4 separate regions of the Mus musculus genome follow, and regions 1, 3 and 4 are each linked to region 2. Evidence: chromatin loops called from intact Hi-C (ENCODE). Cell type or tissue: heart. All regions are shown on one strand. Region 1 overlaps Hpn (hepsin). Region 2 holds the start of Lsr (lipolysis stimulated lipoprotein receptor). Region 3 overlaps Cd22 (CD22 antigen). Region 4 holds the start of Fxyd7 (FXYD domain-containing ion transport regulator 7).

Region 1 (5,000 bases), 120 kb after region 2:
CTTCACTTCAGGAAGCCTGAGCTGGGAGGCCCGGCGAGGTGAGTGTTGGATGCTGTCCCTGCTCAGTCCCTAGGTGTCATTCTCAGAGGCAGGGGCTACATCCAAGAAGCCCCTGGTTCTGCTCTGTCAGCTAGGCTCCATCTCTCCTGGCAAACCAGGGAGTCTGCCTGCTTCTTTGTGAGGGCTGAGCTGCTGGGGACACAGCAAGTGTCAGAGCTGTGCCAGGACAGCTGACTTATGGCAACTGACAGCCAGCAGCTTCTTTTCCAGCTGGTGGCATACACATTTAATCCTAGCATTTGGGGCTGGCGAGATAGCTCAGTGACTAAGAGCAATGACTGCTCTTCCAGAGGTCCTGAGCAACCACAACCATCTATAATGGGATCTGACGCCCTCTTCTGGTGTGTCTAAAGACAGCTACAGTGTACTAACATACATAAAATAAATATATCTTTAAAAAAACCCAAACAATTAATCTCAGCCCTTGGGAGGCAGAGGCAGGTAGAGCTCTGTGAGTTCAAGGCCAGCCTGATCTAAAGAGTGAGTTCCAGGACAGCCAAGGCTACCCAGTGAGATCATGTCTTGAAGAAACAAAAACAAACAAGCAAACAAAAAGGCAGAGCCCAGAGCAAGGGTTTGGGAGAAAGGTGTCTTAGGGTTCCTATTGCTGCAGTAGTTCCTATTTGTACCATGTCCAAAAGCAACTTGGGGAGTAAAGGGTTACTTCATCTTACAACACTCAGCTCATACTCCATCCCCGAGGGAGTCAGGACAGGAACCTGAACACAGGGACTGAAGCTGAGGCCCCTGAAGCAGAGCAATGTTGCTTACTGGCTTGCTCTTCATGGCTTGCCCAAGCTTCGTTCTTATACCACCCAGGACGACCTGTCTAGGGATGGGTATGGCCTACAGTGGTCCAGGCCTTCCCATATCAATTATCAATCCAGGAAATGAGCTGCAGACTTCTCCACAGGTTAGTCTGATAAGGGCATTTTCTCAGTTGAGGTTCCCACATCCCAAATGACCCTAACCTGTGTGGAGTTGACATAGCACTAGCCAGCAGAAGTGGAATCAATATATTCTGATGGGGCCCAAGAGAATGCTTATTCCAGAAAGGGCAGAACTAGCCCCTGCTGAGTGCAGTCTACTCCTGTGATCTTTTCCCCACAGGCCCCTCTGAAGCATTACTGGTCACTGTGGGTGTTCATGGGCTTCATTGCTATTGGAATTCCAGCCTACTGTGCTGCGGAAGACAGTCTTCTCTCCCCTCTCTGTTTTGGGATAGGTTCTATGTATCCCAGGCTTGCCTCAAACTCCTGATCCTTCTACTTCAATACCCTGAGTGCTGCATCCTGTCCTGCTTACACCTCTTAAAATTTGTTTTCTTAATTCTGTGTGTGTGTGTTTGTGTGTGTGTGTGTACATGAGTGCATGTGCTCCTGGAACCAGAAGAGGGCGCTGTATCCCCCAGAGCTGGAGTTAACAGGAGTTCTCAGTCTGAGTACTGGGAACTGAACTCAGGTCCTTTGGAAGAACACCAAGGACTCTTACCACTGATCAATCCCCCCAAGCTTGTATACCCCATTTCTGAATAAAGTATTCACCCTTGGGTGTCTCACTGTAGCAATGGAAAATAAATTAATACATGCCTAAATTTCTACCAGATCCCTTAGAATAGGGAGGGCCACAATCCTCTCCCACCTCTCAGGGCCATGCCATGCCCTCTCCATTTGTCCCCTCTGCACAAGCATTCTCCTTCCTCCAAAACAAATCTGTTCAAACCCTTCACAGGGCACCATGCACAGGAATGGTGTCTTTTTTCAGCTGACAATTACGAAGGGGACATTTATGGTCGCCTCCCTCCAACTCTGTATACAGTTGTGTGTGTGTGTTGCTCGGATTCAAACCCAGGACTTTGAGCATGCTAGGGGAGTCTTGTGCATTTTTGGCAAGCCAACATTTGATTGACCCGCCAAAATGCCACAGACGAGACAATGTTGGAAAACCCTGAGGGGCAGTGGCGGATTGGTGTTCTGTGAGTGACATGCAGGACTGGGGGGCTCTTTGCAGGCAATACAGTGTTGAAGATCGACCTTACTAAGGCTGTGGGGGATCAGGTGCTCATGGCTAGAATGTTTCCCAGACAAATGGACTGTGAGTCCCTCCAGGGTGTTTTTGAAGATATTTCTGTTTGCGGCTAACAGGCTGTGTGGTATTCTAACATTTATCAGTTAAGATCTTAAGCTGGCAGTGGTAAGGCTGGGAACCCACACTGGCAAACCTGAGGCTGGTTTGTCACACACTGAAGGCCAGCCTGGGTGACATAGAGTTCCAGACCAGTTAGGGTTCCTACCCACCAAATCCCCCCAAAAGGCTGAATGCGGGTGACAAAGCCCTTAATCCTAAATCAAATGGATGTCTGTGAGTTCAAAGGAAACTTGATCTTCACAGTGAGTTCCAGGAAAGCCAGGGCTACATAGTGAGACTCTGTCCCCCCCCCCCCAAAAAAAAAGAAAGAAAAAAAAAAGAAAAAGAAAAAGAAAAGCCCCCCCCCTCAAAACAAGAAGAAGAAAAAAAAACCAGCAAAAATAAATTTAGAAATGTTTAAAATTTTGAGAAGTGGCATAGGTTGAGTGTTTTGTCCCGCTGAGCCGGCCTTTTTCAGCCTGTCTGGGAAGAGCCTTAAGTTCTCAAGCGCCAGGGCTGCAGCTCCCTCTGGTGGCCATCTACACTGCTACAGAGGTCTGCAGATGCAGGCAGGGGAAGAGCAGGAAGGGGTGGGTCTCTGAGGGGACGGCCCTTCAAGCTGCACTTACAAGGCTTGCCACTCACCCCTCTCTGCCCCACAAGGTTTTGTTTTCTGTTGCCCATAAGCAGACATATTTATTGTCCCTCGAACATTGACGTCCACTTTCTCTGGAAACAGCGCCTCATTTTCTTATGAAGAGTCTTCCACACACAGCTCATGTGGATCCTGAAGGCCCAGCCCGCGTCCCCAGCCCCCAGCCCCAGGCACCACTTTGGGTACAGGGAAATGCAACAAGTTCACACGACTCAATTCTGACCCAGAGCTGGGTCTCCCCAGGCTTCCCCCCCCCCCCGCCCTCCGCTCTTGTGTTCTCATAAAAGGAGTGCACACGCACACGCGCGCGCGCGCGCACACACACACACACACACACACACACACACACACACGCACGCACGCACGCACTGGCATCATGAACTTGATCCACTGCACATACCCTCACTTATGTAGAAATGGGACGAGTTTCTTCTGGTTGTGGGAAAGTCTGCAGAAAGCTAGCAGAGTGAAGGAAATTTGAGAGTTGTTGGGTTGAGCAATCCTAAAGTCAGATTCTTTCGGGCATTTTAGCACCCCCCTCCACCTTCCTTTTATTTTTTGAGATAGGGTCTCACTCTGCAGCCAAGACTGGCCTGCCTGGAACTCACTACGTAGCTCAGGATAGCTTTTCACTCGTGAAGATCCTCCCAAGTGTTGGAACTACAGGAGTCAGCCACCAGGATCGGCTTAAATGTTTTCTCAAACGGGTAGGGACTGGGAGGGTCACAATCCCTTTTTGATTTGTGTTAGGCCCTCAGTCCTCTCTGCTACTCTCAAAATGTCCACACCGCTGCTTCCGTTTGTAGACGCAGAGACCCATTAATCAAAACCACCTTTATTATTTAAAGAGCATCTGCACAAGGGGCTCCCTAGAGCGCCCCCCAGAGGACAGAGTAATATTTACATGGGGTGGGAGGGTGAGGCCAATGGCCCTGGGATTGAGTGGGCCGGCCACTGTGGAAGAGAAGTCCTTGGATCCAGCATCCTTGGACCCGTGGACTGGATCTGAGCAGGAAACCATTCCATGTGAGGCCCAGTGTGGAGCCTACCACGTGGGGCTGGAGCCACCAGACCAACTCTGACTCTGGATGCTAGTGCAGCACGGAGCAGCGAGATGAGGCGGGATCAGGGCTGAGTCACCATGCCACTGGCTTCGGAGTGAGTCTAGGGAAAGAGCCACAGGCTTCCAAGGTCTCAGACGCTTGTCCCATCCCCAGAAGCCTATGGGAATCCACCTGTTCTCCAGAGTACCCTCTTACTTTTCCTTATTAGGGTCCCAGACAGTCCCCCGCCATAGCAACACACCTTTATGGCCTTGAAGATCCACTCCCGGAAGTCAGTGACTTTGGTGTACACTCCTGGCTTCCGGGCCAAAGCACAGCCCGTACCCCAGCTTACAATGCCACATAGCCGCCACCTTGATGTCCCAGAGATGCTGTCTTCACACACAAAGGGGCCTCCACTGTCGCCCTGGTGATGGGGGGATGGGACACCTGACTAGAGACCTCCATGACTCCAGTGGGGAGCCCCTGATCCCATTACCCTAGCTCCTTCTCTACAGTGTCAGGCCTGGGGACTGCCCACTGTGTCCCTCACCTGGCACGCATCAATGCCACCCTCAGGATAGCCAGCACAGAACATCTTGGGCTTGATCTGATTCCCGTAGAAGTCGGGGCTGTTGCAAACTTCGTTGCTTATGATGGGAACCCGGGCCTCTTGGAGCACCATAGCCTGTTGGCCTAAGGGGACATGGGTAAGGTGACCAGAATTAGGAAACAAGCCCTTTCTCCTGGTTCCCACTCCATGGCCTGGGGGTCTCTTTGAGGTCCACCGAACCTCCCCCAGAGCAGATTCAGCCCCTCCTAGTGGTGTTGGCTGGTATTGCTTGGAACTCACCATAGAACTGTGTGTTACCCCAGCCGGTCACAGTACAGACCTTGCCATCCACCAGGGCCTGTCCCGCAGCAGGGAGACACACTGGCTGGATGTATTCTGTGAGAGAGAGCATACAGTTCGGTTCCCACTAGCCAGTCTGTTCTTCATGGGACACAGCTATCCAGCCACCTCACCGTCCACACAACCCCAGCACATCCTATCACTACCAGGATGGAACCTTCATCTTCCAATGTATACACCTCTTCCCCAAATCTTTTTCTTT
Region 2 (5,000 bases):
TCAAACTCAGCTGTTAACTTCCAGCAAGACGCTTGACTCTAGGGACCTCTGAAAAAAATGACAATAATAGAATGGAGTTACTCAATTACTGTGTGGTCTATCTGAGCTAACCCACTCCAGGCCAAACTAAAGCAGGCCTTGGGTCTCACTGCATACAGCTGGTCTTGAACTCAAGATCCTCTGCCTCAGCCCTGCAAGTGCTGCGGTTATAGGTTTGCTATAACAGCTGGTTAAAGTATTACTTCTTATTGCTGGCAATTTAGTATTATAAAGGAAATCCTCACTTTAATCTCTACTCAGTTTTTGTTGTTCTATCTGCAAGCCTTTGACACTGTGTATTTAGTCCGTCTCCTTTATAACACCCTAAACTCTGTAAGAGGGTTATTTGATGGTTTTATTTCTATGTTCCCAGAGCCTAGAACAAACTTGGTATACAGTCTGGGCTTTATTGTAGGATAATGGGATGGAAGGATATAGATGGATGGATAGGTGATATGTGGGTAGATGGATGTGTGGGTAGGCAAGTGAATGGATGCATGAATGTGTGGATGGGTGAGTGGGTGGCCAGGTGGGTAAATGGAAGGATCCCTTCCTTCATCGGCCCATTTAGGACAGGACCCTCAAACAGTCTCACTCCCACCACCCACAGAGCCTCCTCCCGCCTTGCCCCACATACTTCCTGTGATGGTGATTCTCCTGCCCTGGTAGTAGTCTCCCAGGGTCACAGCATTGCCCTGTTTGGTGGCCACCACCCTGACAGTGCGTACGCTGTCCTGGCACTCCACATAGGGGTTGTAGCCGGGGTTGCCAGCCGCCAGCTGGGCGTTGAGCTGGTTGTCCACGCTGGCAGGGGAGAAGGCGTCGGCAACACGGTCCCGACAGAACGACTTATACTTCCAGATCACGATAGGGGCTGTGAGGGTATTGCTCATCTGGTAGGTGCAGTGTAGTGTCACTGGCTGGAACAGGATCACTACGTGGTAGGGGTCAGGCACGGTCACCTGGATGGCACTGGCACGGTCTGAGAAGAAGAGTATAGTCAGCAGGGATAGATAAACCCAGGGAGGTACCACAACAGCAATGAGCCACACCACTTAGACAGTATATGCAGTCTTTCAGAGCACCTAGCATATTGTTCCTTAATCCCCGAGACTGGCGAGGCAGATCTGATAATCATGCCCATTTTATACACCTCCGGGGCTGAAAAGTGGTAAGTATGTAGCCATCCGGGCTAGGTCCCTAGAATATTCTGTCCACATCCTCCTACCCAGAGACTCTTCAAAATGCACATCCAAATGTAGATGGAACCCCTAGGCCCCCACTTAAGCTAACATTCAACAATCTAGGCGGAAGATGACTTAAGGTTCAAAAGTCCATTCTACAGATACCAGGGATGTAGGTGGGGTGGGGAGTCCCCAATTCCACACCCACTCCAAGCCAGGGCACTGTTTCTCGAGCTCTTGGCCTGATCCAGTCCGGGAATGACCTCTCCCCGTTACCCCAACACTTAGAAATCTTGAGGTGCGTCCAAGATCCCAATGGCAGGCCTATCTCACGATCGGGAGGCCTTGCTCCTGACCACAAAGGGTCCCCTTCTCCATACAGCGCTCAGCCTTAAGATCCCCAGAGTTTTCACTTCCTGTTATCTCCGACAAAGGCGGAGGACCGGACTGGGCGCCACAAGAAACTCCCTTCCTTGGGCACACAGGGGTCTCCTCAACCAGGCGGGTTCTGGAGATCTTTAATCTGCACTCCCGCACCAACCATCACTCACGACTCCCCACCACTTGGTTTCGGGTCCTCCAAGGCCGGTGAGAACCACAGCCCTCCATCCACCTCCGGTAGCGCCCTCCCGCCGTCCCACAGCACCAGGGACCCCAATCCTTACCTGGGCAGTAAATGATGAGAAAAAGACACACGAAGATCGTGGTGGCCGGGTGGGAGCCAGGCGCCCCAGCACACGCGCTGGCCGCCGGCGCCATCGCGGCCGTCTAGCAGCGACGGTGCCCGCGCGTCCCCTCCCAAGTATCCAGAGAGTAGGGGGCGCGGCGAGCACCAGGGCCGAGAAGGGTGCGTGCTGCGCCCGGCCCCTATTCCAAGTCCATTTTCCTCGCACTGGGGGAGTTCTAACCTACAAAATGAACTTGGACGAAGCTCATGCCTTCGGCTTCCCGAAGACAACTGACCCGGCGCGCGGTGGCTCTCTGGGTCACTCTACCCCCTGCGCACTCCCGGGAATGGAACCGCCCAGGTACACAAGGGTGGGAGCCCGGGGGCTGGACTTGGGGGTGGGCGGCGGGGGCGGGCCTTGCGGGCCTCCCTCCCCGGAAGTGGGCTGACTCAGGTGCGCTCCTGCCTCCAGGGCCTGAACCAAGTGACCGCTTTGCCAGGAGGGCGTCTGCACCATAGGCGACCTGTGCAGCCACCTGTTGCTCTAGTCAAAGTTGAAAGGACTGAACTCCCTGAGGACAGAGACCCTCTGGGCGTGCTCCACCTGCCGAGAGGGGCCGGGCCTTGTGCGCACCTGTTCGCTGCTGGTCCACACCCCTGTCCCGGGAGCCGATGGACCCGCCTAGGTGCGCCCTGTAGGGAGGTGCCAAGCAGAGCCAGGTCCCAGCTGCCAGGGGAATGTCGGTGACGCAGCCTGCCTTCCCACTCTCGCCCTGGTGGGGGAAGTGCTGCGGTCTTTCTGGGCTCCACATTTGAATGATTCGAGGAATCAATGAGGTCGCACTAGAAAAGATGCTCTGGCCCCCTAGGGGACGCTCGTGGGGACTGCACCTCTTAAAAAGTTGCAGTCGTACTTAGGCAGTTTCCCTACTTCCCTTATTTCCTAACTTGTGGTTTCTTTTCCACCTCCCGCTCGGGTATCCCTCGCTCTTGGTCAGGCCTTCGAAGTTCTGATGATTAAAGGCTCTGAGCCAAGACTGGAGACCAACAGATCTGTTTCGGATCAAAGGTTCCCAGGCCTCACCTGCACCCCGGGCGCGGCCCGTAGCTCTCCTCCTTCTCAGCGCAACACTGCTGCTCCCTGGTGGCGCCGAGAGGAAACGCATTCTGGGAGACTGAACTGGCCACTGCTTGGTGAGTTGGGAACCTACCATTTTCCTACCATTTTCTTCTCTGTTTTGTAAATGGTGTCAGGTCACATTCTTCTGCTCAGAACTTTGCTGTGTTCCCTCTCAAGCAAAATTCAAAGTACATTGGCCTGATTGACTTTCCCCAGCCAACTTTTCTTAGTTGACTTCAGCCATACTGGCCTAGCTGGTCCTGGATCAGGTTTTCACATATGGCAGGCTTAGCTACCAGAATTCCCTTCCTGTTGCGGACACCTGCTACCATTTCCCCTACGGCCGCTTTTAAAGGCAAAGGCGTCTCATAAAATTTCACCCTGTTCCCATGTGGCTTAAAAATCATGGTTTAAAAAATAGAGGAAATCGCCACTGCCGTCATTTTTACCACTTGTAATCCTAAACCAGTTGCATGTGTTACTTTGTGTTTTGTAGATGTCATTATTATCAATATGTTATCAATACCTAAAACTTGGTCATCATCTCCAACGTAGGAAAAAAAGAATCTGTTTTTGATTAGAACCCACACTAATCACTTTCATTCAACATTTTTACCATCCCCAAAGATAACGTCTTCCACGTAGAACTCTTGAGAGTAGAATCTCAGCATATACCCCAGGGCAGGCTTATCCCCAACTTCTCTCGCCCACTTTCCTCCCTTCAAACCATTTACTGTCATCTGATATTTTACTAATAAGATTTTTACCACCTATCTTATTCCGTCCCAAAGACAACATTGCTTAGCAAATATTCCATCCCTCCATTTCCTGGCCCTTCTGCAGTTAGCTGGGGCTATCCTGTCAGTTATACCGAGTAGCATATAAGCAAAAGTGAGGAGGGTCCCCCCTCCCAGGCCAGAACATTTAATAGCCAGTGTGTGGAACAAGACCCCGCCCCCTTCTCCTGCCACAGCAAATATTTCAGATGGCATCTGTGGGGCCCTTGAGGAGGAGCACTCTCCACTAGCCAATGCTGGGCATAAAAGAGTGAGAAAAGAATAGAGTTTCGAAGCTAAGATTCCAGAATGGGTTTCTTAGGTTATGGGATCTAGGCTGTCCCAGTCAGTAGGTCCCAGCTACACCAAGGGGACGGTTTGTTGATGACTGGAGAGTCTTTATTACTACAGGAGAGGAGGCCCTCATCATGGCTTCCCACTGGACTTCAGAAACAGTAGAGACCAGGACCTCTCCCTCCCCCTTCCAATGGACATGAAGCCCTTGTCCCATTCCCATGTCAGGTACTTTCCATCTCTGTGACACATGCCAGCCGGTGAGAAACGGGTGTTGTTTGCTTATTTGTTTAAATCTTGGTTCATGGTTTCAAAGGTTTCTGGGCACGGCTGGCAGGCTGCATCATCTGGGGCTTGCATTGCATGGTGGGAGAGGCACAGAACCAAGTTCAGTGCTTGCTTCATGGAGGCCAGGACACAGAGAGGCAGACAGGAAGAGGACAGGGACAATATAGACCTAAGGACACAGTTGTAGTCCTGCTACCTGGGTCCCATGTCCCAGTGGTGGACCAGCATGATGCCATCTTAAGATTAAGAGCTGGGCTGGAGAGATGGCTCAGCAGTTAAGAGCACTGACTGCTCTTCCGAAGCTCCTGGGTTCAAATCCCAGCAACCACATGGTGGCTCACAGCCATCTGTAATGAGATCTGATGGCTTCTTCTGGTGTGTCTAAAGACAGCTACAGTGTACTTACATATAATAAATAAATCTTCAGAAAAGAATTAAGAGCCATCTTGTTACAAGGTCATTCCCGATTTCTATAAAACTGGCGTTTGATCATGATTTGACACATTTCTTGTGCATGTTCCACCTCTTATAAATACTGTGACCTCCACCCTGATGAAATGCTCTGCCAAATAATTTTGAACTGTTCCTCTGAGGTCCTACATAACCAAAACCCCTTGAAAGCCCTCTGGCCT
Region 3 (5,000 bases), 100 kb before region 2:
TGAGGGTTCCATCTGTAGGAGGTGACGTCTGGATTGCTGGAGTTGTACCTACAGACCAGGGTCACACTGTCTCCTTCCAGGATTGGTGTGAAGCTCTGAATCACTGTGGTCACCGCCTTGGGAGCATCTTAGGGTAGAATGGAGAGGCAAGCAAAGATGGAGAGGCAAGCAAAGAATGATTTCTTTTCTTTCCCTTTGCAAGCACCAGACACCACACGTGAGGTCTTACATGGGCTAGGCAAGAGTTCTACCACTGAATGAACTATATCACTAGCCCTAACCTATTTCTCTTTCTTTCTTTCTTTCTTTCTTTCTTTCTTTCTTTCTTTCTTTCTTTCTTTCTTTCTTTCTTTCTTTCTCTCTCTCTCTCTCTCTCTCTCTCTCTCTCTCTCTCTTTCTTTCTTTCTTTCTTTTTTTCTTTTTCTTTTTTTTTTTCCAAGATAGGGTTTCTCTGTGTAGCCCTGGCTGTCCTGGAACTCACTTTGTAGACCAGGCTGGCCTCGAACTCAGAAATCCACCTGCCTCTGCCTCCCGAGTGCTGGGATTAAAGGTGTGTGCCACCACACCCGGCTCCCTATTTTTCTTTTTTAACCTTTTATTTTTGAGTCACAGTCTTCTTAATTTGCACAGGTCAGCCTTGAACTTGAATAGCCCCTGAATAAGCGAAAAGGCCGACTTGCACCACCCTGGGCCAGTTGCAAGGCTGGTTTTCACAGAACCTTTTCACATTGTCCCTGAATGCATCCTCTCCTGTCCCCTCTCCTGTCCCCTCTTGCACCTGTGAAGCAGAGCCCATGCTGTTTAAAGCTGTGTGATGGTGGCCTGTAGACCCCTATCAAGTTGGGCACCTAGCCTTCTAGAATCTTCCCAAAGGATATCCTTAGAGCAGCCAGTGGTGTGATACTACTGCTGTTCAGATGTTCAGAGTATGGGTAGCCCTGTCTGTATCCAAGCCACTAGGTACCCAACAAACACTATCCTGGAAGCATCTCCAAGGCAAGCTGTGCAGTGCCGAGGAATGCCAAACAGTGGGGCAGAATGGTGAGATGGTCCCTCTGGCTCTCAGATCTATCAGGACTTCTTCAGGGCCTCACCCGTTGCCTACGAATGTTAGATCTCCATGCCTCACATCGCCCAGGCAGGCCTCAAACTTGCTATAGAGCCAAGGTGACCTTGAATTTATGATCCTCCTGCCTTGTGTCTTAAGTGCTGAGATTTCGGGTATGTGCCACTACATTTGTTTCTTTTATGCGGGGCTGGATGAATCCAGAGCTGTATGTGTGCTAAGTATTCTACCAAGGGAGCCAAACCCCCAACTTCTCTATAGGGGATTTTAATCAGGGGCTCTACCACTGAGCCACGGCCCCAGCCCCTCACTGGGGGATTCTGGGCAGGGGCTCTACCACTGAGCCACGGCCCCAGCCCCTCACTGGGGGATTCTAGACAGGGGCTCTACCACTGAGCCACGCCCCCAGCCCCTCACTGGGGGATTCTAGGCAGGGGCTCTACCACTGAGCCATGCCCCCAGCCCCTCACTGGGGGGATTCTAGGCAGGGGCTCTACCACTGAGCCACGCCCCTAGCTCCTCACTGGGGGATTCTAGGCAGGGGCTCTACCGCTGAGCCATGCCCCCAGCCCCTCACTGGGAGATTCTAGGCAGGGGCTCTATCACTGAGCCATGCCCCCAGATCCCTCACTGGGGGATTCCAGACTAGTGTTTGGTTGCTGAGTACCTTACTGGTATATTGTAGGTTGTATTCTATTATTGAGCTACATCTCTGGTCCTCTTTCTACTTTTGAGCCAGTCTTACTAAGTTGCCTAGGCTGAACTTGAATTTACTCTGCTGCCCAGGCAGGCCTCACGTTTGTGATTTTTCAGCTTCCCCAGTAGCTGGGATGACAGATCTGGGCCACCAGGCTGGTGAGATTCATTCATTCATTCATTCATTCATTCATTCATTCAACAAACATCTACTAAGTAAGTGCCATAAGCTGAGGCTCTTGGTCACTGTCTAGAATGCAGCTGTGAAGCTCCAGGTGCCTGGTGGCTTGTCTTCCAAACTCCCTCCCACCCCCTCATCCTACACCCAGTACACCCCTTCACCTCCACACCCATCACTCCCTATACCTCCACACCCCAACACACTCAACACCCACTACACCCCCTCACTCCCACAACCCCTCACCCCTACACCCTCCCTATTTGCCTTCCTTATTTCCCTCTTTCCTCCAAAACCCAGAAGTCAGTTGGCCGCTCACAATGGACATCCAGCTTAGCTTCCTGGTCTATCTTTCCATGACCCAGACGGTTCTCTGCCAAGCAAGAGTAATTCCCAGCATGCCACGGGGAGACTTTAGGGATGCGGAGCTTCTCTTGGGTGTCTCCAGGTATAGGTTTCCTGTTGTGATACCAGGTGTAGTTTGTTGCACTTGGACTGGCCAGTGACTCACAAATCAGCTCTACTGACTGTCCCTCTTCAGCGGGGGAAGGGTAGATGTGAACCCTGGAGGGTTCTGGAGCATCTGAAAGAATGTATGGCCACAGGACAGGTGAGCAGAGCCTGCTAATGTGGGCAGGCAGCCACCTGAACCTCTGGTATCATCCCTTGAGGATCCTGCTAACTCCGCACCTCCCTCACCAGCTTCAAGGAAACTCACAGTGCACCGTGAGTTCCACTTCTTCCGACTCTCCTGGGCCTATGTCGTTGGAAGCCTGGCACCGGTATTTCCCTCTCATGTCCTTGGTCACTGAATGCAGAATTAGCTTGGACATCTGTTGTTCCTGTTCCAGTTCCTGATCCTCTAGGGGGCGCCCATCCTTGAACCAAGACACCGCCACGGTCCTGAGTTTCGGGTTGCTGCTGTTAACCCGGCATGTCATGGTCACAGAATTGTTCTTTTCCACCTCTGTGGGATTGACCTTGATCTCCAGCTTCGGGGTATCTGCGGGAAACGAGAAGCAGTTGCGGAGAGCACAGGGAATGCTCGGTGGCTGCACTGTTATTCCGACAGCAGTAGCACGCACATCTGTGGTTCCTATGTCCACCCAGGTGACTGCCCCAGCTCCTCACTTGTCTGCCTACTCTCATTTCTCCTGTCCCCTACCCTTGTTGTCTCTGCCGGCACCCCGAGTATCCCTAGCATCGTCAAAGACTGGCACTGAAGCTGTCTATCCACTGGGCTTGTACAGCCCAGGGGACCAGCCCTCTCTACTTCTTTCCCTGCTTAGCTGAAAAGGCTCAGGCTTGACCCACACTCCTCTCCGGTCCTCGGCCACTGCCGTGGGTACACGATGCTCCCCCTCAGGACCTTTGTGCTTATTTCTTTCTCTCCATGGGAACTTCTTTGCCTGTTCTCTATCATGTCAGCTGAGGTCTGCACCTTCCTCACATGAGTCTCTATCCTTCTAATCACCCGCCTCCTTTTGACCGGTTTTTGAGGTATTTGTGCGCGCCCGCGAGTGCGCAGGTGACTATGGTCAGAGGACAGCCATGGGTGTTGTGCTTCAGAAACCATCCATCTTGTTTTTACATTTTTTGAGACCAGGTCTCTCGCTGATCTGGAGCTCTATTAGACCAGCCCAAGGATCCACCCGGATCTGCCTCCCCACGGCTGAGACAACAAGCAAAGGCCACCATACCCAACTTGTTTTGTTTTGTTTTGTTGGCTTTTTGTTCTTCCAGACGGGGGTTTCTGGAACTCACACTGTAGACCAGGCTGGCCTCGAACTCAGATCCACCTGCCTCTGCCTCCCAAGTGCTAGGATTACACCACACGCTGCTTACATTCAACGCTTAAAATGTGAGCTCTGAGCCGGGTGTGGTGGCGCACGCCTTTTATCCCAGCACTCAGGAGGCAGAGGCAGGCAGATTTCTGAGTTCGAGGCCAGCCTGGTCTACAGAGTGAGTTCCAGGACAGCCAGGGCTATACAGAGAAACCCTGTCTTGAAAAACCAAAAAAAAAAAAAAAAAAAAGAATGTGAGCTCTGGGGTTCAAACTCAAGTCCTCATTCTTGTAAGGCAAATACATTTAAAAAAAAAGTTTGTTTTCTTTTCTTTGTGTGTATCTGTGTCAGAGGGACGGCCTCAGATCCCATGGAGAGACAGCTCTTGGTGGTTGTCAGCTGCCTGGTGTGGATGCTATGAATTGAATTCAGGTCCTCTGCAAGAGCAGTAAGTGCTCTAAACCATTGAACTATCTTTCCTAAGTACTTAAAAAAATATATTATGGGGCTGGAGAGATGGCTCGGCAGTTAAGAGCACTGGTTGCTCTTCCAGAGGACTAGGGTTTCCAGCATCTACAGGGAGGCTCACGACTGTCTGTAACTCCAGTTCCAGGGCATCCAACACCCTCTTCTGGGCTCCACAAACACCATTCTTGTGATCCGTGCACTGGCATACATTCAGGCAGAACACTCACACACATACAAATAAAAAATTAAAAGTCTTTTAAAATTGAATAATCAGTATATCACATAGTACTAAGCTTTAAAAAAAATAATTCAAAGGGGGTTTATTAGATTGGCTAGACAAATTCAGAGTTATCTACCCAGACCTCTTTTTCTATTAATATACATATCTCCTCCTGGCAATTCTGTTCTATGTTTCTTATGTGTCTATTCCATTTCAACTGTTAATCCACACAGGCAGAACCTGTGTGCTCAGCCTAAGCTGGCATTCAAGACAAGACTGGCACCCAATCAATTCACAAGCTTGGGTGTTTGTTTTAAGGTAGGGTCTGATTGGCTTAGAACTCACTATGTAGACCAGGCTAACCTCAAACTCACAGAACTCCACCTACTTCTGCCTCATGCATGCTGGGTTTAAATGTATGTAGCACCATGCCAGGCCCCACAGTAAATATTCATTCAGTGGGTGAATGAATGGGTGAATGAAGCATAAAATAATGATGTGAAAACTTACATGTATGGAGAACAATGAACTCTAAGGAGATGATCCTCAAAGCATGATGTGGCTTCAGAATTGATTGATTGACTGACT
Region 4 (5,000 bases), 76 kb after region 2:
CATAGTCCTCGTCGTAATCCACAGACATGTTGAGGACTATTTGTTACTGAGGCAGGCAGCAGCCTAGCCTGACTGTCACAGTCCATCGAGCGCTGATATAACGAATGCATTTGCCCTTCCCAGGTCTCTTGTTAGTCTCTAAAGAGGGAGTCTTGCAAACCCCAGTTAATCTCTACCCTGAACCCAAGGAAAAAACAGGCTTTATGAGGTTCACAGCCTTCATCAGGGGCTGCAGAAGGTAGGAGGCCAACCCCATTCCCCAGTCTGCCTCTGCCCTCCACAGACCCCTTCTCAGTGAGCCCTAGCTACAGCCACATAGCTGTGGTATGGTAGTCTCAGTAGAAACCACCCCTCCATCCCAGCATTAGGTTATCCCAGGCACAAGACCCAACACTCACCATAGAAAAAAGGATCTGTTTCTTCAGGAACTGTGGGGAAGAAGACAGGGGAAGAGAACAGGGAGAAACATGTTTCAGCACTGGCTTTCTGAACATCTTTGAGGAGCAAGATGGACCAAGTGCTGCTTTATAGGACTTGGCATAGGAGATTCCTTGCTGCTGGACAGTACCGCCTCTCCGTAGAGCTCATAGGATGCTCATCAGGCCCATTAACTCCATCAACCAGTACCCTGCCCTGTGTGGTGCACAACCCACCCAGCTGTCCTGCTCCTAGACCCCTAGGAGAGTTGGTACGTGCCTTAGAGTCATTCTATGAACCACATGCGCACGCACCCCCCCAAACACAGAAGCACACACAACACACAAATACACACCACACACACTACACACACCTCCACACGCCATGCCACACACACAACACACAAATACACACAACACAACCAACACACACCCCCCCCCCACACACACACACCATGCTGGACCTATGATAGCCCAGTCTCACAAAAGGACTACCAATAGATGCATTGGCTTTCCATGAAGACTCCCTCAACCTTCCTAGTCCAAGGGCCCCTGAGGTCATGAGGCTGCCACCTGCTCTCCTACCTGCTTTGATTGTTACCAAATGCAGTATGGGCAGCTATACTGAAACATATGTGAGTCGGGATCAATCTTGTGGCAACTCTGTTCTCTTCTGTAAATGAATCTTCTCCATCATGTGAAACAGAAGACCCTTAGTGGATTCCCACTAACCTTAGAAAGTAACTGTGTGTGCACGCGCGTGAACATGCACAAGCACAATCATGAGTGCCTGTGTAACCCTTTTTCACCTTTCACCTTTGCTTTAAATCCCTTCCAGCAGCCCCGAAAAGAGCTGGTGGCCAACATCTATACCCCAGCTCTAGGAAGAAGGAGATAAGAGTGATATTAAGGACAGCCTGGGCTACAATGAGACCCTGCCAGGAAGAGGGGGAACTCAAAAAATCCTTCCCGTATAAGATGCCCACTCTGGCCAGTCACGGGAGCACATGCCTTTAATCCCAGTATTAGGGAAGCATAAGAAGGTGGATCTCTGTGAGTTCGAGGCCAGCCTGATCTGCATAAGTGAGTTTTAGACCAGCCAGGACTACACAGTGGTACCATGGATATCCACCCTGTAGCTGTCAGCTTCCTCCTGCAGCTCGTATCACTTTCTGTCCTGTGACAGCAGAATTCTGCAGCTTGTGCCACAAGAAAGGGAGCTGGGTAATGGCTTTGTTGCCCCCCCCCCCCACTTCTGGGTTCTACTGGGGCTGGGTGGGGCCTTGTCTTTGGATCTGACCAATGAACTTTCAAGATTGTGAGTGCTTTAGTTGTCTTAGGGATGTAGAGGCCTCCTGCACATTCATAAGTGAGCAATGACATTAGTGGCCTGCCTCCACTGGGCTTTTGGTTCTATTTGTTACCAGTGCTACCTGGAGCCTAAACTGACTGATACAGTCTGGTATGACACAAGACCAAAACTAGCTCTGGTTTGTATGGTGTGTCTTCCCAGGTCTCCTGGTTTAGTGTTGATGTCTCTTTAATATTTGCCAAATGAGTTGTTGTTTGGGGAATGTGATTTAGTTTTGCTCTTTGTAAAAAGGTCCTACTATGGAATCCAGGCTGGTCTTAAACTCATATTCCTCTTGCCTCTGCCACCAGGGTGCTGAGATTACAAGCATGGATGACCACACCTGCTTCTTGCCTCACTTTAGGGCAAGAGAGAAAAAAAATACTAAATTTTCCACTTATAGTGGTGGTAAAAAAATAAAACTCACTAGTATTTTTTTTAAGAAGTCGATTCTCTGGAGGAAAAGTCTTAGATAAACATCAGCAAAAGGAACATTTTAGTAGGGCAAACCTCAGAAGCATACAGCTGGTACCCAGTGTCTGAGAGTCACCTGTGCTGCACCTTAGTGTCACCACCAGAGGGTGGGCAAATTGGTCTCTGCCATTCAGTCTGGTTCGCAAGAAGTTTTCTGGAATGAATGAATGAGTGAGCAAATGAATGAATGAATGAATGAATGAATGAGAGGACCTCCTAGGTTGCAGGTATTTGCACCAAAGATGGAGGTGTTGTTTTCCCATACATTCCTTGTCCAGGTAGATGCTTGTCCCAGCATCTTGCTGGGCTCCTCCAAAAATCCTCTGAGGATCCCCCTGTCCACAGCAGTCCCAGTCTTTAGGGTGTGGCTGAGTAACGGGTGGAGCCAGGAGGCAGGAAAAGCAATGTACACCACTCTTGGCGAGCTGCCAGGGAGAGATCAGGAAGGAGGTGGTTGCTATGGAAACCAGGGCATCTTTCGAGGTGGTGGGGTCCTGGTATTCCAGGCTGGGTGGGGTCCTGTGTGATGTTTTGGAACTGGGCAATCTTACCTCCCCTCTTTGCACCTGGAGACCTGGCTTCTGGCCAACCTGAGTGTTTTCACTCCCCAAAATAGGGACCTAGACCCAGGTATGGCCACATCCCCATTCTGTTCTCTCTCCCGCTCTCTGGCAAGAGCCGCATCTCCCTTCTTTCCCTCAACAATTTATTAATTTGTTTCTGTAAGCTGGGGAAGAAGAATGCACCCGAGCTTTCCCTCCCCCGGGGTTTCCCAAGTCCTGCGGTCCCCTGTCAGCCTGTGACAGGGAGAAGGGGATTGGCGAGGCATCTGCCCTCCCACCTCTACCCGTCTGCTGCCATCGATCTTGCTAACCACCACCTCTGCGAAAAGAAGCCCTGGGCTCCCGCCAGACCTGCTGGCTCAGCCCTACCCCCTCTCTCTGGGGTGGCTCCCAGACTCTGCAGCCCCTCTTCCCCCCCCCCCCCGCGCGCCCTGCCTGGGAATCTGCAGCTAGGGCTCCGCACAGCAGTCCCCCTCCCCCAACCCCGCCTGCTGGGAAAGAGGAAAGGTGCTGTAAGAGTGGAATTAGGGTTTCCTCCATCATCAGGGACTCCACAGCAACCCCCAGTCCTCTGCCCTGCCCCCCACCCAGCCTCGTTCAAGCATCCCCCTAGCTCGTCCACAGAGGACCACACACAGAGGGGGAAGATCAGGAAACCACGGAGTCAGAGAGTGTTTAAGCCCGTGAACATGAACGCAAATCTGGGTTAATGGGTGTGAAGTGTAAACCCAGTGCGGCTGGATGCGGGGAGACAAATGTATCTCCAGGATGAAACCATAAGTGCATGTGGGCTGGGAGGGGGGTCCCCAACATTCCATCCCCACCATGCAGGTTCACTGCAGTGCTGCAGCCCCACCCGTTCCCCCTCCCTCCATACTTGTCTATGTTCCTCTATCTCAGCCCTTCTTCCTTCCTCTGTCTGTCCATCTGTTTGTCTGTCTGTCTCCTCCCAACTATGCGTCTCTGAAAGCTTGCTACCTGGATTTTTGTGCCTCTGTCTCTCCTGTATCTCTTGGTCTCTGTCTCTTTCAGGCGTTCTTAGTCCATCTCTGGTCACACCATCACCACCACCACCATCACCCTCTTCTCTCTCCCTTTAATCGTCCCTCTGTCCCTTAGCATGTCTGCCTGTCAAGGAATTTAGTAAATATCCACACTATACTAGGCAAACATGAGATAATGAATCCCCCCTTAGCTGGCCCATCTCGGAGTGCTGAAGTCTTCCAGAACCTCTTCTGGCTGCAGATCCCTCAGCTCCCACCTTTAAACCCCATCTCTTCCACCGCTGTGCTGGACCAGGCACCCGGTTGCCATGGCAACCTGTCCGCGCATCCTTTCTCTTGGGACTGTCACTCTCTAATCATAGGTCCCGCACAGGGAGGATATCTCCTGGGAGAGGGTGCTCAAGAAACCCCAAGGGATGTCAAAGAATGTGCTCATGGGCCTCCGCCCATGATAGGGGCAGATTCTCTCCCCTTCGTCTTCCTTTCCGTATGGGATTCTTCCTACATCCTGTCCCCTAAGCTCCTAGATTCCCCCACCTCTTTCCTAGCACCCATTCCCCAAGCGACGCTCACCGTTTGTGGGGCTCTGGGTTGGGGTGGCCATGCTGAGCCTGAGCAGGGGGTTGCTGAATGCTGAGGCAGCGAAGGCGCGGCTGCAGCAGCTGGAAGCAGGACAGACTGATGTGGTGGGGTAAGGTGGGGGGAGCCCTGGTAGAGTGGGGGCCTATAGCCAATGGGGGCCCGAAGAGCCCGCCCCCGTCCAAGCCATCCCCCCGCCCCCGCCCCCGCCCACTGCTGACGTCCCCGCCCCTTCCCCAAGGGTGGGGGCGCCCCCTGCCGGGGCCAAGGGGGCTCCCGAGTTTTCGCACAAGAGGCACTGATATCAACCAAGCGCTATCAAGAAGGAAAACCGAGTTTTATTAGAGGTCTGAGCAGCAAGGGGTGTCCGAAAGGCAGGGCTGATGCAGGGAACGCTGGGGGTGGTCACAGGCGAGCATCTGGGTGGGGAGAGGTGTCAGGTGCTAAGGGGGCTCTGCGGGGGTGAAAAGAGTAAGTGGCAAGCTCTCGCCACTATCCCACCCTGGCACTGGGCCCCTTGCCTCCCTCCCTCCAAACCCCTCTCCCTCCTTCCTCCCATCAACTGCAGAACCTGGCTGAGTTTCCTGGAGTCAGGTGGAGGTTCTACCGCCTG

What was found. Peaks named below come from ENCODE experiments on the same cell type or tissue, not always from the same donor. Only the 100,000 strongest peaks of a DNase experiment are listed, where the experiment ranks them.
Region 1: a loop joins it to region 2, with 2.5 times the contacts of the local background. A loop is called at or near these places in 6 of 42 quality-filtered maps.
Region 3: a loop joins it to region 2, with 12 times the contacts of the local background. A loop is called at or near these places in 11 of 42 quality-filtered maps.
Region 4: a loop joins it to region 2, with 2.3 times the contacts of the local background. A loop is called at or near these places in 7 of 42 quality-filtered maps.

What each region holds. Positions count from the first base shown.
Region 1 is chr7:31,095,068-31,100,067 of GRCm38, forward strand. Hpn (hepsin) reads right to left here. Exons shown (of 14, transcript NM_001110252.2): 11 at 4,739-4,834; 12 at 4,439-4,581; 13 at 4,148-4,312; 14 at 3,658-4,006. The coding sequence ends at 3,968. Among named protein-coding and RNA genes, the nearest start is that of Hpn, 18 kb to the right of the region's middle. In heart, CTCF peaks have their summits at 2,724 (motif pointing left), 3,708 (motif pointing left) and 4,722; DNase peaks (open chromatin) are centred at 2,724, 4,164, 4,374 and 4,724; H3K4me3 peaks cover 821 bases; H3K27ac peaks cover 700 bases.
Region 2 is chr7:30,971,192-30,976,191 of GRCm38, forward strand. It overlaps Lsr (lipolysis stimulated lipoprotein receptor), which reads right to left and starts at 2,278. Exons shown (of 10, transcript NM_017405.2): 1 at 1,889-2,278; 2 at 677-1,021. The coding sequence starts at 1,982. It also overlaps a transcript of Fam187b not described here. In heart, a CTCF peak has its summit at 2,926; DNase peaks (open chromatin) are centred at 2,670 and 3,000; H3K4me3 peaks cover 1,995 bases; H3K27ac peaks cover 1,626 bases; H3K27me3 peaks cover 2,157 bases.
Region 3 is chr7:30,870,477-30,875,476 of GRCm38, forward strand. Cd22 (CD22 antigen) reads right to left here. Exons shown (of 16, transcript NM_001043317.2): 7 at 2,659-2,943; 8 at 2,260-2,523; 9 at 1-127. Among named protein-coding and RNA genes, the nearest start is that of Cd22, 7.4 kb to the right of the region's middle. In heart, a CTCF peak has its summit at 2,808 (motif pointing right); a DNase peak (open chromatin) is centred at 2,775; H3K4me3 peaks cover 300 bases; H3K27me3 peaks cover 3,364 bases.
Region 4 is chr7:31,046,975-31,051,974 of GRCm38, forward strand. Fxyd7 (FXYD domain-containing ion transport regulator 7) reads right to left here and starts at 4,480. Exons shown (of 6, transcript NM_022007.1): 1 at 4,382-4,480; 2 at 399-428. The coding sequence starts at 4,412. It overlaps Fxyd1 (FXYD domain-containing ion transport regulator 1), which reads right to left. Exons shown (of 8, transcript NM_019503.4): 7 at 4,959-5,000; 8 at 4,704-4,841. The coding sequence ends at 4,991. The region is part of intron 2 of Gm38984 (a long non-coding RNA gene); the gene reads left to right. In heart, CTCF peaks have their summits at 2,322 (motif pointing right) and 4,659 (motif pointing left); DNase peaks (open chromatin) are centred at 2,717, 4,177, 4,327 and 4,887; H3K4me3 peaks cover 1,616 bases; H3K27me3 peaks cover 4,725 bases.